2 separate regions of the Homo sapiens genome follow, and region 2 is linked to region 1. Evidence: chromatin loops called from intact Hi-C (ENCODE). Cell type or tissue: Calu3. All regions are shown on one strand. Links, peaks and the distances in the headings refer to the core of each region. The heading gives the core; the rest is flanking DNA.

Region 1 (2,903 bases), core at 137-2,636:
TATAAAGACAGATTCTGGAAGAAGGTGGAGGGGTAGGGAATGAATCCCACCAAGTCTGTGGAAGGCAAACTCTTTATGTAAACCCTAAAATTGCAGCCCTTGCCTTGAACTCACAGTAAAGCCAGAGACTTTAACTCATGGACCTCTAGAAGTTTCTGAGGAACAAGCAGACTGGTGTTAGCTAAGCTAGTTTTGCTGCTTTCAGATTCTGCCCAGGGTTTGGAGGAGCACAAGCCACCAGGTCAGGCTGCTTTCAGGTGGCTTTGCTGTCACCATTTATTGCCCCATTCAAAATGGGCTGACCTGTGCCTAGAGGAGGCAGCAGCTCCAGAGCCCTTTGAACTGAACACGCAGAGCAATCCTGACCACTTGCAGCCTCTGCTCAGCAGCATGGCATCCTCCCTCCTGAAAAGACCTCGGGAGATGAGCAAGTCCCCGGCCTGCCTTGCAGGTGACCACAATGCAACTTTATCTTTTCATCCCACAGGACCAGGCTTCCTGTCAAGAGACTGAGGACCCAGGGAGAAACATGTCTCGGCCCCTGTCCCCCTCCACAATTCAGAGGTCCACATTCTAACAGGGAAAGCTGGTCAATTAAACAGATCATGACACCTCCCAGAGCTAAGAGCTCTCCAACTACGAACCACATGCCTGGAGAACACGGATGAATGGTCTGAGCATGAGCAGGGGTGGGAGGCAGCGTTAAGGGAGGCATCAGAGTCAGAACCTGGCAAACAAGTGTTTGTGAAGAGGAATTCGTAGAAAAGGGCAATGCGGGCATCACATGGGCCAAGGAACACAGGGCTAAGACTACCTGTGTCCCAAGCTGTAGGTCTTACACATCACCCTCTAGATCTGGGTTTCCTTAAAGCGCCTTGAGAGGGCAACCCTGCAAAGCCCAGCACAGTGGCCAAGAGGGAAAGGAGCATTCGAGGTCTGAGTCCTCGCTCTGAGCCTACTTCTCTGCTTCTGGGCTCCAACCATCTTCTTTGTGGAAAGGGGCCTGCTACTGACACCCTCTCAAGGGTCTTTCTAGCTGTAGCTCAGCTGTGCTAGTGTCTAGGATTTGCCCATTAATAAATCTGTTTCCGAGTTCCTTCAACCTGACACATTTTGCAGCGTCAGGGTGCCTGGTCAGAGTCACAAGGCCCCTGAATGAGCTCAGCAGAGGGAAGCCTGGGAATAGGGAGGAACCTGCAGCTCTGCTCAGGGTCTGGCGGGAGCTCAGCAGCTCTTCTCTGCCATCTAGTGGGGATGGCTGTCCATCTCTAGGAACCACTATATCCAAGCTGGTGAGCCTGAGTGCCTGGCACAGAGTAAAGAGGTGGGGTACTCGGGATTTAGATGAAATAGTAACATCCAGCCTATCTTCAATATCATGTGGCTTTTTCAAAACAGCATGTTGTACACAATAGATATATACCACATACACTTACTTTTCAACTATAGTAAATCTGGCTGGGTGTGGTGGTTTATACCTGTAATCCCAGCACTTTGGGAGGCTGAGGCAAGAAGACTGCTTGAGCCCAGGAGTTCAAGACCTGCCTGGGCAACACAGTGAGTCCCCGTCTCAATATTTAAACAAATATATAAAAATATATATATTTATAAAAATATCAGTAAACACTCATATTAAACCTTGTGGCTTTTTACAATCCTTTCTATTCTAGGGATTTGTCGTCTCCCTCCCTGCTGGCATTTCTGGGTGGGGCAGGAGAGGGAAGCTCCCTCCATAGAGATGCCTCCTCCCTCCTCTGAATTCTTTTTTTTTTTTTTTTTTAAGTCAGAGTCTTGCTCTATGGCCCAGGCTGGAGTGCAGTGGCACCATCTCGGCTCACTGCACGCTCCGCCTCCCAGGTTCACGCCATTCTCCTGCCTCAGCCTCCGGAGTAGCTGGGACTACAGGCGCCTGCCACCATGCCCGGCTAATTTTTTGTATTTTTAGTAGAGACGGGGTTTCACCGTGTTAGCCAGGATGGTCTCGATCTCCTGACCTTGTGATCCGCACACCTCGGCCTCCCAAAGTGCTAGGATTTACAGGCGTGAGCCACCGCGCCTGGCCCCTCCTCTGAATTCTTACAGCCTCCTCCATCTCCACTTTCCTACACTGAGGACATCTAAAAATATAATCTAGATCATTGTTACACAACGATCACTTCCCTTGTTTAGTAATGGCTAGCATCTGCACAACCATCCCTGATTTAAATTCCCCTTTACAACATCTCAGTTAAGCCTCATGACTGCAGCGGGCATTCTCACCACCCCCATTTCAGAACTGGGAGGACTGGGGCTCCAAGGAAAGTGGCTGGCCTGAGGTCCCAGAGCCCCTTATGTGACACAGCTCGTTCTCAGCCAGGCTTCTTAGTCCTGGTCTGGTCCAGTCTCCTCTCTTCATGCCTACAAGTCTTGATCTAACCCAAGGCGGGCATCACGTCCCTCTTTGCCACTCCTTCAATGTCAGCCCGGGAATATGGACAAAATGAGCAGCTCATTAATTGACTGTGGGGAGATAAAGAGGGAAGGGGTAGGGGAGTGGAGGTTGGAAGCCATTCCTTCCTCCATCTGAGGTTCTAGATGGAAACACAGCTCAGGAACATACCTGGGCTTTTCCTTATGTGCAGAGAGGGGTCAGATGTTTTCAGCCATCTCTCTAGCTTTCATAGACTAGGCCAGGAAAGGACACAACGAATCAAGTCCATGAATCCCGCCATGAAGGTACGTGGGAAGTGCCCACATTGCTGTCAGAATCAGAGACCTTGACCATCTCTCCCACCTTAGTTGGCAGATGCTAAGAAAAGCAGCATTGTGTGCAGCATCATGGCCAGTGACTACACCGATAATAAAAGCCGCCATTTACGGAGTGCCTGTGATGTGCCAGGCTACTAGTCAGGTGCTTCCCACAG
Region 2 (2,903 bases), core at 245-2,744, 610 kb before region 1:
AGCGTGTGTGTGTGTGTGTGTGTGTGTGTGTGTGTGTGTGTGTGTGTGTGTGTGTTTTGAGATGGAGTCTCACTCTATCACTCAGGCTGGAGTGCAGTGGCACAATCTCGGCTCACTGCAACCTCCGCATCCTGGGTTCAAGCAATTCTCCCGCCTCAGCCTCCCAAGTAGCTGGGATTACAGGCACCCACCATCGTGCCTGGCTAATTTTTGTATTTTTGTAGAGATGGGGTTTCACCATGTTGGCCAGGCTGGTCTCGAACACCTGACCTCAAGTGATCCACCGGCGTTGGCCTCCCAAAGTGTTGGGATTACAGGCATGAGACACTGTGCCCGGCCACTTTCTAAGCTTTGTGAAGAGTGGGTTGATGGAACAGCCAGGTAGATGTGGGTTCAGATCTCTGCTTCTGTCCTGCTGTGCCACGTGCTGGGGCAGACTCGGGCAGAGAGTGGACAGCTGCATGGTGCCTGCTGCTAGCCATTTCTATGTAAAACCAGATTTCTGGTCCCTTCCTGGAGGCCAATTCTAGGTACTTGGGTGGGCCTGGGAACCTGTGAACCAAGTAAACTGACTTAGACACTCCCCACCCCGCCAGGCCTGTCCTAGCAGCCCCACACAATACGCTCATGTCCTGTCCCCAAACACCGCCATCCTCAAACACGTGCTCTGTTTCCAGGCTGGGCTGGGATCAGATGGGAAGCGGAAGCTCATCATGACCAGAAACTGTTTCCCTATGGAGAGCACTTGGAGATGGCAATGCTGAACCTCACACTGTAGGACTCATACACGACTCCAACGGGATTGTTAGAATCAAATCACTCTCGTGGGAAGAATTTTTATATGGGAAAGCGGATAAAACTTTCATTGGACTGGAATGTTTGGAGAATGTTAAATTCCAAATCAGGAACCACAATCTGCCCTCTAATAAGACATCGGCTATCTAAGCATGTGGGTGCCCCCTTTCTGCCAGCAGTTCTGGTTCTTAAGAAAATCACCATAAATCAGACATGAAAATTCTGGCTCCAAAAATAGCATTTTCTTTGTGCAAATAAAAACGTGTGTATCAAGTATGACGTTCCCCCAACGTGGACACACTCGGTTCCTCACAAAGCCAAGCCCGCTGCAGCTGCCACATCCCTGGACACACTCGGTTCCTCACAAAGCCAAGCTCGCTGCAGCTGCCACATCCCTGGACACATTCGGTTCCTCACAAAGCCAAGCCCGCGGCAGCTGCCACATCCCTGGACACACTCGGTTCCTCACAAAGCCAAGCCCGCTGCAGCTGCCACATCCCTGGGCTTGTGGTGCAGCAGGTGCTTTTCTCAAGACAGGAATCAAAGTGTTAGGAACATGGCAGAAAGGTGACACCTGGAGACCAAATGCAGGATGAGGAGTACTGCAGAGGTCACAGGGAAGTCACAGAACAGTAATACGCTAGCAGGGACATGGGGCGTGAAGAACAGAAGAAGACAGGAAGCATTTCTGAGACTCCAAAGAAGAAATCAGGGCCAACCACAGCTTCCCGGGTCATTCACCAGGTGGCACCACTGCCGTCATTTCAGCTTCTGGCCACTGGGAGGCGCTGCTTGAAAGGGTTTGCCCTGAGACTCCAAGAAGAAGCTGCGGGAAGGACAGCAGGGGCCCTGGGGTTTTAGCCTCTGGCCCAGGAGTTATGTGTCCATAACCAAAGGGAGCACAGTCTGCACCCAGCTCTCATCCCATCAGAGCTGCTGCGACTCCCGCAGGTTCTTCCGGAACTGGTTTAGCTTGCCTTCAGGATCAGGAAAGTTTGAGAAAAGCATCTGCAAAATACTGAAGAGCAGAGCTTACCTCATTGCCTGTCCCCACCCCATCCCAGGTCACCACCTGGATGACCCCAGCTCCCCGACCCAACAACAACCCCTCCCAAGTCCCTAGCTCCCTCACTTGGACTTGAGACCCTTCACACCCCAGCAGCGCTCCGCCTCCATCTTGACATGCTTTCTGGAAACTTCCCCGTATGTCCCACTTTCCCACACTTGGTGCCCTGGAGCACCTTCCGGCCTCTACATGATGTACGTTCCCCTGTGAGCACCCTCCTCTCGGCCTCTGGCCAACACAGTCCCACCCATCTGTGGGTAACAAGGGGGTGTTCTTTTCAGCCTTGCTAAACTGTCTGAATCAAGGATCACAAACTACAGCCTGCAGGCCAAATCCAGCCCACAGCCTGTGTTTGTAAATAAAGCTTTATTGGAACAAAGCCACACCCCTTAATCTACAGATGATCTGTGGCTACTTTCACACCACAACAGAGTACCATGGTTCTGACAGAGACTGGGGGACCCAGTCTAAATGACTTCTGACCTGGACCTTTACTGAAAATCCTCCCAATCATTCTGTTGACAAGAATGATGTATTACTTTTTGCAATAAGAAACAAGTAACCTTTGCAGAATTCCACCCATCTTTCAAGGCTGGTCCCAGAAGTTCCCTTAGCCCACGCACTACCTGATCCTGATCACTTCCTAAACTGCAGCCTGGCCCACCCGGCTCCAGCATCATTTGTGGAGTCTCAGCTCCATAAATCTAGAGGGCAGGTGGGGTTGTGTCCTAACTTTACCGAGCCTACTGTACCGAAATGGGACAGCAGAGTAGGCCAGCCTCTGTGACTTCTGCTCCCTCCCTAGCTTTTCCGCCAGACCCCGCATGGTCCCACCCTGGCTGTGTGAAACAGGGATCAGGGAGCATGGCTCGGTGCCAGTCTCCAGAACCCTGTCCACCCTGGCGTGGTGGCAGACATGGCTACCTGCAGCTGAGCTGCCAGTTCCTCTGAGTCCTCAAAGACCAGGCGGTTTTCTTCATGTTTCACCAGCTCATGTAAACTGCAGAGAGAACAAAAGGAGCCCGAGAGTTTCCTGGAGAAG

What was found. Hi-C counts contacts between places; a loop is a spot of excess contacts. Peaks named below come from ENCODE experiments on the same cell type or tissue, not always from the same donor. Only the 100,000 strongest peaks of a DNase experiment are listed, where the experiment ranks them.
Region 2: it touches region 1 in a loop (6-fold over the local background); 4 of 110 quality-filtered maps call a loop at or near these places.

What each region holds. Positions count from the first base shown.
Region 1 is chr3:129,488,716-129,491,618 of GRCh38, reverse strand. All of the region lies in intron 16 of IFT122 (intraflagellar transport 122), which reads right to left. Among named protein-coding and RNA genes, the nearest start is that of RHO, 38 kb to the left of the region's middle. RefSeq lists silencers at 1,257-1,326, 1,733-1,941 and an enhancer at 1,039-1,333. In Calu3, for the core only: a CTCF peak has its summit at 1,226 (motif pointing left); a DNase peak (open chromatin) is centred at 1,208.
Region 2 is chr3:130,097,133-130,100,035 of GRCh38, reverse strand. ALG1L2 (ALG1 chitobiosyldiphosphodolichol beta-mannosyltransferase like 2) reads right to left here. Exons shown (of 8, transcript NM_001136152.1): 7 at 2,786-2,861; 8 at 1,646-1,813. The coding sequence ends at 1,781. It also overlaps the pseudogene FAM86HP. Among named protein-coding and RNA genes, the nearest start is that of LINC02014, 4.3 kb to the right of the region's middle. RefSeq lists enhancers at 1-770, 2,434-2,903. In Calu3, for the core only: a CTCF peak has its summit at 1,502 (motif pointing right); a DNase peak (open chromatin) is centred at 1,535.